2 separate regions of the Homo sapiens genome follow, and region 1 is linked to region 2. Evidence: chromatin loops called from intact Hi-C (ENCODE). Cell type or tissue: HCT116. All regions are shown on one strand. Links, peaks and the distances in the headings refer to the core of each region. The heading gives the core; the rest is flanking DNA. Region 1 has its middle 76 kb from the start of NUP50-DT. Region 2 has its middle 17 kb from the start of PRR5.

Region 1 (5,371 bases), core at 188-5,187, 400 kb after region 2:
ACCACCCGGCTGAGCCGTAGACTCACAAGAAAAGAACAGCTGTTTAGAGCTGCTGAGTTGTAGGGTTGTTTGTGAGCCATCGGTAACTTGGACATTCAGTTCCCTGAGGACAGTCTAAGGCCTTGGGTCCTTCCACCCTAAGTGCAGGCAGGCGCGGCCAGGGCTGGGGCAGGACAGGCAGAAGGGTGGATGTTGTAGGGCCACCTGGGCCCTGCAGATGAGCATAGAGTTGGTTTTTCTCATAGATAATGAGAATTTGCAGTTAAGAAAAGTTCCTTCTGGAACATGGATTGGGGGGAATAGTGGGGTTGTGATTAGGAGACCAGCTGTTGAACTCGTCTAGGGAAGAGACGATGGAGACTTTGCACCAAGGCAATCACAATGGAAGGGATGGATGGGAGAGGTGAGGATACGGAGTTCTCACAGAGCTGAGGACAGACTGGCTGGGAGCAGGTAAGGGAGGGTGTGGTGGGCTTTGGGCCAGGGTACCTAGCTGGCTGACGAAGCAGTTCACCAAGACAAAAAGCCTGGAAAAGAACCGCCTTCAGGGCAGGATGACAAGCCCCATACTAGTTGACTTGAGTGGAATCCACAGCATCTCTCAGGCTCTAGGAGCACAGGGGCTCCATCTGTTTGCTGCACTGTTATGCATCTTCTCCCCACCTAGAGCAGAGTCTGTCTCTAAGGAGGTGCTGTTTATTTGACTGAGACAGATTAATTGGTACTTAAAAGCACTTACTGTGTGTTAGGCCTGTTCTAGCACTCTATATGTATCCATTCATTTTGACCCTCAAATAAACTCCATGAGGATGGTACTATTCCTATTCCTGTTTTACAAACCAAGAGACTGAGGCACAAAGAGGTAAGGTAAATAGCCCAATGTTCCAAATCTAGGAAGAGGCAGAGCCAGGATTCGATTGTCAGCCCCAGAGCAGGGTGTATTAGTCTGTTCTCACACTGCTATAAAGAATACCTGTGACTGGGTAATTTATAAAGAAAAGAGGTTTAATTGACTCACTGTTCTGCATGGCTGGGAGGCCTCAGGAAACTTACACTCATGGTAGAAGGCAAAGGGGAAGCAGGTACCTCCTTCACAAGGCAGCAGGAGAGAAAGGGGGGGGTGAAAGAAGCCACACACACTTTTTTTTTTTTTTAGACGGTGTTTCACTCTTGTTGCCCAGGCTGGAGTGCAATGGCGCCATCTCAGCTCACTGCAACCCCCGCCTCCCAGGTTCAAGCGATTCTCCTGCCTCCACCTCCTGAGTAGCTGGGATTACAGGCACATGCCACCATGCCCCGCTAATTTTGTATTTTTAGTAGAGATAGGGGTTTCTCCATGGTGGTGAGGCTGGTCTTGAACTCCCGACCTCAGGTGATCCACCCGCCTCGGCCTCCCAAAGTGCTGGGACCACAAGCATGAGCCACCTTGCCCGGCCAAGCCACACACTTTTAAACCATCAGCTCTTGTGAGAACTCACTCATTATCATGAGAACAGCATGGGGGAAACTGCCCCCATGATCCAATCACCTCCCCCCAGGTCCCTCCCTCGACACTTGGGGATTAAAATTTGAGGTGAGATTTGGGTGGGTACACGGAGCCAAACCATATCACAGGCTTCTCAGCTTCACCACTACTGACACCCGAGGGTGGATCCGTCCCTCCCTGTGGTGGGGCCTGCCCTGTGCTCTGTAGGGTGTGAGCAGCATCCGTGGCCTCCACCTACTACCTGCCAGGAGGACCCCCTGCCCAGTGTGACAACCAAAAATGTCTCTAGACACTGCCAATGTCTCCTAGAGCAGAATGGGTCTGGGCTCGTGAATCCTTGCTACGAAACCCAGTCTCTGTTTTTCTTTCTTTGTCTAACCCCACATCTGTGGGGCATGTAAACTAAAAATAAAATCCTAAGTGCTCCACCAACTGAGTGGACCTCCTGTGGCCAAGGGGACTCCAGAGAAATCTTATGAGTTCCTGGCCATGACAGGACAGGTCAGACACGGCTCATCAGATTTTCTCCTTTTTATGGTTTAAAGCACATAGTAAGTGCTTTTAAGTACCAATTAATATGTCTCAGTCAGGCTGGGCACGTGGCTCACGCTTGCAATCCCAGCACTCTGGGAGGCTGACGTGGGTGGATCATGAGGTCAGGAGTTTGAGACCAGCCTGTCCAACATGGTGAAACCCCGTCTCTACTAAAAATTCAAAAATTAGCTGGGCGTGGTGGCACATACCTATAGTCCCAGCTACTCGGGAGGCTGAGGCAGGAGAATCGCTTGAACCTGGGAGGCGGGGGTTGCAGTGAGCTGAGATCATGCCACTGCACTCCAGGTTGGTGACAGAGCAAGACTCTGTCTCAAAAAAATAAAAATAAAATAAAATAGTATGTCCCAGTCAAACAAACAGCACAAACAACAACTGGCCAGCATTAATGCTAGAATAGACATCATAAGAGAGACAGAACAGACTCTTTGTGACAAAAAGATACCAAATTGTAAACAGGACCTATGGTCACAAGGGTTGAATGCTGCGCCCCTACACTTAAAAAACAGACGAGGAGCCAGGTGCAGTGGCTCACGCCTGTAATCCCAGCCCTTTGGGAGGCCGAAGTGGATGGATCATGAGGTCAAGAGTTCAAGACCAGCCTGGCCAACATAGTGAAACCCTGTCTCTACTAAAAATATAAAAACTAGCTGGGTGTGGTGGCACATGCCTGTAGTCCTAGCTACTTGGGAGGCTGAGACAGGAGAATTGCTTGAACCCGGGAGGTGGACGTTGCAGTGAGCTGAGACCATGCCATTGCACTCCAGCCTAGGCGACAGAGTGAGGCTCCATCTCGAAAAAAAAAAAAATTAAAAAACAAAAAACAAAACAAACAAACAAACAAAAAAATGAGGTTCTACCTGCCACAAGGTTTTTCCTTGTTCTCCAGCAGCTAAATAAGCCCTGGCCTCAAGATGAGCAAGATTCAAACACTTGCAACTCATCTAGCTCCCAGATGCTAACTAATGACCTCCTGTTCCACCAGCCCTAATTCCAGCTTTGACTGGACAAGACACTGGTTTCTGTAACTTTCTCCTGATAAGAAGGCCACCCACCATGGACTGGCACCGGCGGGTTTACAGAGTGCACTTTCAGGCCTTCCTGTCCTGAAAGGATCTTTTGGGCCTGATTGTAATACATTTAAATGTGGAGTCTCCATCCCAAAGTGAACATGGGTCACCTGTGACGTGCATGATTATTCAGTACGCATGAGTCAGGACACCTTCATGAATATTCATAGCTCCTCCTGTAACCTGTTGAATATGTATGATTAGCCAGCCTGGTCAGGCCCAACCCCTCCTCCTTCAAAGAGCCTGTCTCTGGTCTTGGCCGGAGGTATACTTCCCACCTTGCTCCATGGCCACCTTGCAGGGTGGAACCCTTTAGAAGAAATAAAGTCTCTTCTCTTTTTCTTTTTTTTTTTTAATTGAGGAGGAGTCTGTCTCTGTCACCCAGGCTGGAGTGCAGTGGTGCAATCTCAGTTCACTGCAACTTCTACCTCCCGGGTTCAAGCCACTCTCCTGCCTCAGCCTCCCAAGTAGCTGGGACTACAGGCATGTGCCACCACGCCTGGCTAACTTTTTGTATTTTTAGTAGATACAGGGTTTCACCGTGTTAGCCAGGATGGTCTCGATCTCCTGACCTTGTGATCCACCCACCTAGGCCTCCCAAAGTGCTAGGATTACAGGCGTGGGCCACCACGCCCGGCCAGTCTTCTCTCTTTTTCTAAATGTGTATATAGTGATTTATTTTTAAGTGAACAGGGAGAAGAAGGATGCACTGATGAAGCTCTTTGCCTTAAGCGGATTTGGAATTGAGAAAGGTCACTCTAGTAGATGGGGTGGAAGAGAGGTCTGAGAAGCCAGCCAAATATACAATTTAGAAAACAGGTTTTGACACATATAGCGTTACCCAGGGCCACAACTTCTTGAGTAAGAAACCTGATGAGGATTACAGATGTTTTGGAGATTGAAGGCAGCTTTCCCAGGGCATAGCAACAACCTCTGAAGATCTCTTTCTTGGAAACATTGGCCAGGATGGTTTATGATGCAGAATAACACCTGCTTTGCTGCAGCTGCAGGAGAGGAGGGCCCCCTTTCTCCATAGCTGGCTGAGGTTTCTGTCTCTAGCAGTCAGGTTCAAAGCCAAGTACTGGAGTTCTCCTAGCATGAGAGGGAATGAGACAAGGCTGAGAGGCTCCAAACGTGTCATAAGGAGAGGAGACCAGGGGCAGAAGGTTGTCGATCAATGGAATGTTGTGTATGCCATGTTTTGCATTGGCAGTGATCAATAAATATTGGATGAATGAACAAGACAGGGATTCAGGGACAGTTCACCAGGGTCTGAGCAAGACCTGCAGCACAGCCAGCTCACCCTGTCTAGCCCTCAAAGCACCCATGAGGCTCATTCCACAGGGACAGCTGCACCTGAGCTTGAGCTGGGGACAGACTTTAAGGGGTTGGTGAGTGGCCCAGTCACAAAGGGAGGAAGGTTTTATCCAAAGGCCATTCATTTCTATACTCCCTCTTTCCACCTAGTAAGTTTGTTTCTAAATATCTTTGTCACCTTCTGTCACTGTCATATTGCAGGACTCAGCATGTATGGGAAAAGATGTAAAATATCTCATTAATAATTTCTGTGTGGACTAGGTGCAGTGACTCACGACTCTAATCCTAGAGCTTTAGGAGACAGAGGCAGGAGGATTGCTGGAGGCCGATTTCAAGACCAGCCTGGACAACATAGCAAGAGCCCGTCCCTATAAAAAATTTAAAAATTAGCTGGGCATGGTGGTGCACATCTGTGGTCCCAGCTACTCAAGAGGCTGAGGCAGGAGGATCTCTTGAGCCCAGGAGGTTGAGGCTGCAGTAAGCCATAATCATGTCACTGCACTCCAGCCTGGGTGACAGAGCAAGACCTTGTGTCTAAAAAATAACAACAATAATACAAATTTGTATGTGGATTGCATGTTGAATGGATAATATTTCAGATATATTGAACTAAGATGAAGATTAAAGTTAATTTCACTTTGGCTAGGCACAACGGCTTACTCCTATAATCCCAGCAATTTGGGAGGCCAAGGCAGGAGGATCACTTGAGCCCAGGACTCCGAGACCAGCCTGGGCCACACAGCAAACCCCATCTCTACAAAAAATACAAACATTAGCTGGGTGTGCTGGCGTGCACCTATAGTCACAGCTACTTGGGAGGCTGAGGTGGGAGGATTACTTGAGCCCAGGAGGCCGAGGCTGCAGTGAGCTATGAATGAGCCACTGCATTCCATCCTCGGTGACAGAGCAAGACTGTCTCAAAATTAAAATAAAATTAAATTAACTT
Region 2 (5,371 bases), core at 299-5,298:
GTGTACTCTAATACAGGGGATGCCATAGGCAGACGGTGGAGAGAATGGGGGGAGGAGGAAGGGGATGGGGAGGAGGCCCATCCAGGCCCCAGCCAGAGCTCTTCATCCACCTTCCACCGTGGCTGTCAGCTGCCTGGACATAGCCTCTGGTGCTGGGCTCTGGATTCCACCATGTCCCCGCTGGCCTCTCTGTGCCCATAGGTGAAATGAAGACCCCCTGCGCCTCACACTCTGCCTTCTCACAGAGCAATTATGAAAGCCTGGTGAAGACATGGAGGCCGGCACGGGGTGACTGATTTGGCCAAGGTCAGATTTGAATCCGGCACTTAGCTCAGGCCTGGCCCATAGGAGGTTCTCAAGAAACACTTGAGTTAAAAGGAGGCTGCAGATGGCTCTCTCGACACGGGAATGTCGCAGAGACAATCATGGTACCTGGCGTGTGGCCAGAGCTGAGTAGCTGCTAAGCCATGTTATAATTACAGGAGTCACCTAAGGAAATTGCCGCTCTCATTCTGCAGGGCCGCCCAAGGCCTCTCTGAGCCCACTAGGGAATGTGCCCACTGTAGCGGGAGGTCTGGACAGTACTGTCCTCTAAACGCAGATGTGTGTGTGGTGGGGCAGGGCTACAGAGAAGACTTTGGTGGATTAGGTTACTCCAAGAAGGGTTTTGCAGGATGAATAGGAGTTGGCCAACCAGACCAGGCTTAAGGGAAGATCATCCCAAAATAAGTGAAGGGTGAGCATGTGGACATGAACTGAGCCTGACTTCCAAGGACAGAGCCTTCCACCAGGAAGCTGGCCTCTGCTCCCATTCACTCAGGAGGTTTCAAGGAGGCCCCTGGGTCCCCTGCCTCTCCTCTCAGACCCTGGGAGCTGATTGCTCAGGCTGCCTGCAAGAAGCTGGGAGCTTCTAACTGCATGGCCACCCTCTGGCCTTATCCCTGCAGTGAAGCCCTGGAGAGCCCCTTCCTGTCATCTGCCCCTTGAGTCTGGGGAAATCCAAGTGGGCCAAGCCAGTGCTTGGGGAGCGACAGAGTTTGTAGTCGAGATAGCCACCCACCTTGAGGGCCACCTGGCAGCCCCAGCTCCTGAGGAAGAGGCTTCTTGCCTTGGCCCCCACCCCATCTGCCACCCACACCCAGAACCACAAGACAGAGGGCCCAGACCTAGGTTACTCAAAACCAGAAACTGCCGAGAAGATCTGAATGAGGAGCCCCCTTGGGGCCAGGGCCAGGTGGCTGGGCAAAGCCTTCCTCCCACGCCCAGCACCCCGAAGGAGGGCAGGGGCTGGGGGGAGCCAGCCAGGAGACTGTGTCCACCCTCCCAGGCCACCCTGCCTTAGGCCCCAACAAAGGGCAACTCATAGACCCTTGGGGACCTCTGAATCAGGTCCTCTGATTGGCCTCAGATCCAGTCCCTCTGGGGTCCCAAGCCCTGGCTGCAGAGTCACCCCCTCTCTCCTCCCCATGGCTCATTAGCTACATCCTAAGCCTCAGTCTCCCCATCAGTAAGATGAGAAGCCTACTCGCGAGCCACCCGGGGAATGGAAGCAGCTTCCACGGATGAACAACTGTGTCCACCCCTGTCATCCTTGATAGGGTTCATGGATGGCTGAAGAGGGGCCAGCCCAATCCTTTGTCAGAAGCCCTAGCCCAGGAACAGGGGCTGGGCCCCTCGCAGGGGTTGGTTTCATTGGCTTTGACTGCAGCGACAGGTAGGGTGTGTCCCCCGGACTGGGTGGGGGTGTCGAAACCAGGACTTCCAGAATTGATTGAGGGTCCAGGAGGGCCCGGGCCAGAGGGGTGGGCTGAGGAGGGGCCTGGGGCTTTTCAGTTAAACAAGCCACCTGTGGCCACCCCAGCCCCCACCCCAGTGCCCACAGAGCCTGAGCTGTGAGCCCAGTGAGGCCAGGAGCTGGAAGCCAGTCTGATCCAGCCTCGAGAGTGGTAGAAAATGTGCTGGTGATGGCCAGGCGCGGTGGCTTATACCTGTAATCCCGGCACTTTGGGAGGCCGAGGTAGGTGGATCACCTGAGGTCAGGAGTTCAAGACCAGCCTGGCCAACATGGTGAAACCCTGTCTCTACCAAAAAAAATACAAAAATTAGCTGGGCGTGGTGGCGGCAGCTGAGTAGTTCCAGCTACTCAGGAGGCTGAAGCAGGAAAATCACTTGAACCTGGGAGGTGGAGGTTGCAGTGAGCCGAGATCGCGCCATTGTACTCCAGCCTGGGCAACAGAGCGAGACTCAAAAGAAAATGTCCTGGGGATGATGGGGAAGGGGCAAAGAGCACTGGGGACCAGGGTCAGGATGCCTGAGGGTCACCTCCTACCCGCGGTCCAACTGCCTGTGCTGCCTGGTGTTGCCCAGCTTGCACCCGCCCCCAGCTCTCTGCCCAGGGCACTGTTGTGAGGTTAGGGGCAGACAGCGGGTGTGGGTGCAGAGCACAGGGCCGGGCTGATGTCAGCGTCCACAGTAGGGGAGCAGCCCCTTCCTGTCGCTCTGGTCTGTGCTCCACTTGGCCGTGCTGGGTGAGGTCATCCTTCCAGGCCCTGGTGAAATGTCATCTCTGGAGGCTCAGGCGTCCTCCCTCCTGGGGATTCTGGAGCCTCCCTTTACTGCCCTCTTGTGGCTCTCAGGGGAAGGGAAGTGGCAGCCCGGGACTCAGGGCCCGGCACGAAGTAGGCGCTCCTGGTGGCCGCTGGGGTTACTGACCGTGGGAAGCGTGTAGCTCCAGAGTCACAGCTGGGCTCTGATTTCAGCCCTTCCACTCACTCACCCTACAACCCGGGCAAGTCAGCTTTCCCTCGGAGCCTCTGGTTCCTCTTCTGAAAAATGTGGGTGGAAATTCTGGCCTGTAGGTCTGCCCCAGGTCGGAGGGTAGATGGGTACGCAGTGCCAGCACCCAGTAGGGCCTCCGTGAGTGAGCATGTGTCCTTTACCCCATGCACTGGGACAGTCCTGCTCTGCTGGTGACCCTACATATCCCACTCCTGTGCAAGGCCTCAGTCTCACCATCTGTAAAATGGACAGTGGAGACTAGAATGGACAGAGCAAGACCCCATCTCAAAACAAACAAACAAAAAACGATTTCTCCTCTGTCTGGAATAGAGCCATGTGTATTTAATCAGAAAAATGTTTTCCCTCCTCCACCCCAAATCTGTGGATGCTCCATAGAGAAGGGCCATGCTTATCCCTCAGTTTCTCCTTAAGGTGGGAGCCTTGCGCTTTCAGAGAAGCCAGTGAAAGCCACACCCCTCTCGCCAGTGAAAGCCACACCCCTCTCCCCAGTGAAAGCCACACCCTCTCCCCAGTGAAAGCCACACCCCTCTCCCCAGTGAAAGCCACAAGCTCTCCCCAGTGAAAGGCACACTCACAGCCACCGTGACTCTGCCAGGCGTGGGCTGTGGTGCCTGACACCCTCTCAGACATGCCCAGGCACATGCTGGAGTTGCTCAGAACTTCTACACAGAATCCCAAGCACCAAGGGTGGGGCTGGAATCAAAGCCGAGATACGTGATGCCCCTTCCGCCTAACTTTGTCCCCTTCTAACCCAGATAGTGCCCAGAAAGATGGTTCCACTTGCAGGCCCTGTGCCCAGGGCCCTGGCTTCCGTGGTACCATCCTTTCTCCCTGGGGGAGCACCGTGATGATGCCACACATCAGAAGTTCCCCTATTGGGGCCCGGCATGGTGGCTCACGTCTGTAATCCCAGCACTCTGGGAGGCCAAGGCAGGCAAATCCCCTGAGGTCAGGAGTGAGAGCAGGCTGGCCAACATGGTGAAACCCCGTTTCTACTAAAAGTACAAACATTAGCCAGGTGTGGTAACACACACCTGTAATCTCAGCTACTTGGAGGCTGAGGCACAAGAATCCTTGAACCCAGGAGAGAGAGGTTGCAGTGAGCTGAGATCGCACCACTGCACTCCAGCCTGGGCGACAGAGTGAGACTGTCTCAAAACAAAAAGAAAAGAAAAAGAAGTTCCCCTATTGGGCACCTGGCTTTCACAACATCTTGTTCTATTCTTGTGTTTTTGTTGTTGTTGTTGTTGTTGATTTTTTTGAGACAGGGACTCGCTCTGTCGCCCAGGCTGGGGTGCAGTGGCATTAACTCGGCTCACTGCAACGTGTGCCTCCCGGGATCAAAAGCTTCTCCTGCCTCAGCCTCCCGAGTAGCTGGGATTACAGGTATGTGCCACCACGCCTGGCTAATTTTTTTTATTTGTTTGTTTTGTTTTGAGATGGAGTCTCGCTCTGTCGCCCAGGCTAGAGTGCAGTGGCTCGATCTTGGCTCACTCACTGCAACCTCCACCTCCCAGCTTCAAGCGATTCTCCTGCCTCAGCCTCCTGAGTAGCTGGGATTACAGGTGTACACCACCACGCCCAGCTAATTTTTGTATTTTTAGTAGAGATGGGGTTTCACAATGTTGGTCAGGCTGGTCTTGAACTCCTGACTTCATGATCCGCCTGCCTTGGCCTCCCAAAGTAATTTTTGTATTTTTAATAGAGACTGGGTTTTGCCATGCTGGCCAGGCAGGTCTTGAACTCCTGATCTCATGATCTGCCCACCTCGACCTCCCAAAATGCTGGGATTACAGGCATGAACTACCACACCCGGCAAATACGATATTTGATTCCTTCTTTTACATCTTTAATTATGTGAGGCAAATTTAATTTTACAGTCTCCTCCAATGGTTTCTCGGGAATTTCCTTCTGGTATGTGTGGTGTTTGCTTGTCCCTCCCTCAGGCTGGTCTGTTTCTGTGTGTTGTGTAATTTGGGATCATGAGTTTATCTCCAGCAAGGGCTTTATCTGTGAGAATCCCAGCTCGTGGGCATGCCTCCCAGAGCATTGTTTATTGTTGCTGATATAGAACACTTGTACATACTTTTGGGGTATGTGTGATATTTTGACCCCTGTACACAATGTGTTTGATCAAATCCGGGTAATCGGGAAACCCATCGCTTCAAACATCTATATTGTCTTTGCATTTGGAACATTACAATTCTTCTAGCTACTTTGAAATATATGATAAATTATTGTTAATGATGATTTCCCTATCCAGAGCGTTTTATAATTGCTCTCCCAAGCAGCCTACGGCTGTCACAGGCCTGGGGCCACTTTCTCATCGGTTGGGTTAGGCTTTATAAATACAAACCTAATCCCAGGCTAGAGCAGACCCATGGCTAGAGTCCCTCAGGAGAACTGCACACTTTTTCCTACCTCAAGCTCAGGAGGAGTCAGACAAGTTTTCTTGTCATCTCTTATTGTCAGTGGGTAGATCTTTTTCTAGGCTACATTTTATTAAGGTTGCAGCTCCTCAAGCCCTCTGGTGTTCTGTGGAGAATTCAGTTTCACCTCCCAGCATCCTGCT

What was found. Hi-C counts contacts between places; a loop is a spot of excess contacts. Peaks named below come from ENCODE experiments on the same cell type or tissue, not always from the same donor. Only the 100,000 strongest peaks of a DNase experiment are listed, where the experiment ranks them.
Region 1: it touches region 2 in a loop (7-fold over the local background); 11 of 110 quality-filtered maps call a loop at or near these places.

The regions. Positions count from the first base shown.
Region 1 is chr22:45,084,730-45,090,100 of GRCh38, forward strand. No RefSeq gene overlaps it. Among named protein-coding and RNA genes, the nearest start is that of NUP50-DT, 76 kb to the right of the region's middle. In HCT116, for the core only: no CTCF peak of the experiment used is centred there; no DNase peak of the experiment used is centred there.
Region 2 is chr22:44,682,295-44,687,665 of GRCh38, forward strand. It overlaps a transcript of PRR5 not described here. Among named protein-coding and RNA genes, the nearest start is that of PRR5, 17 kb to the right of the region's middle. RefSeq lists enhancers at 1,817-2,356, 3,333-3,652, 3,533-4,033. In HCT116, for the core only: CTCF peaks have their summits at 2,662 (motif pointing left) and 2,863; DNase peaks (open chromatin) are centred at 2,647 and 3,277; H3K4me3 peaks cover 948 bases; H3K27ac peaks cover 449 bases.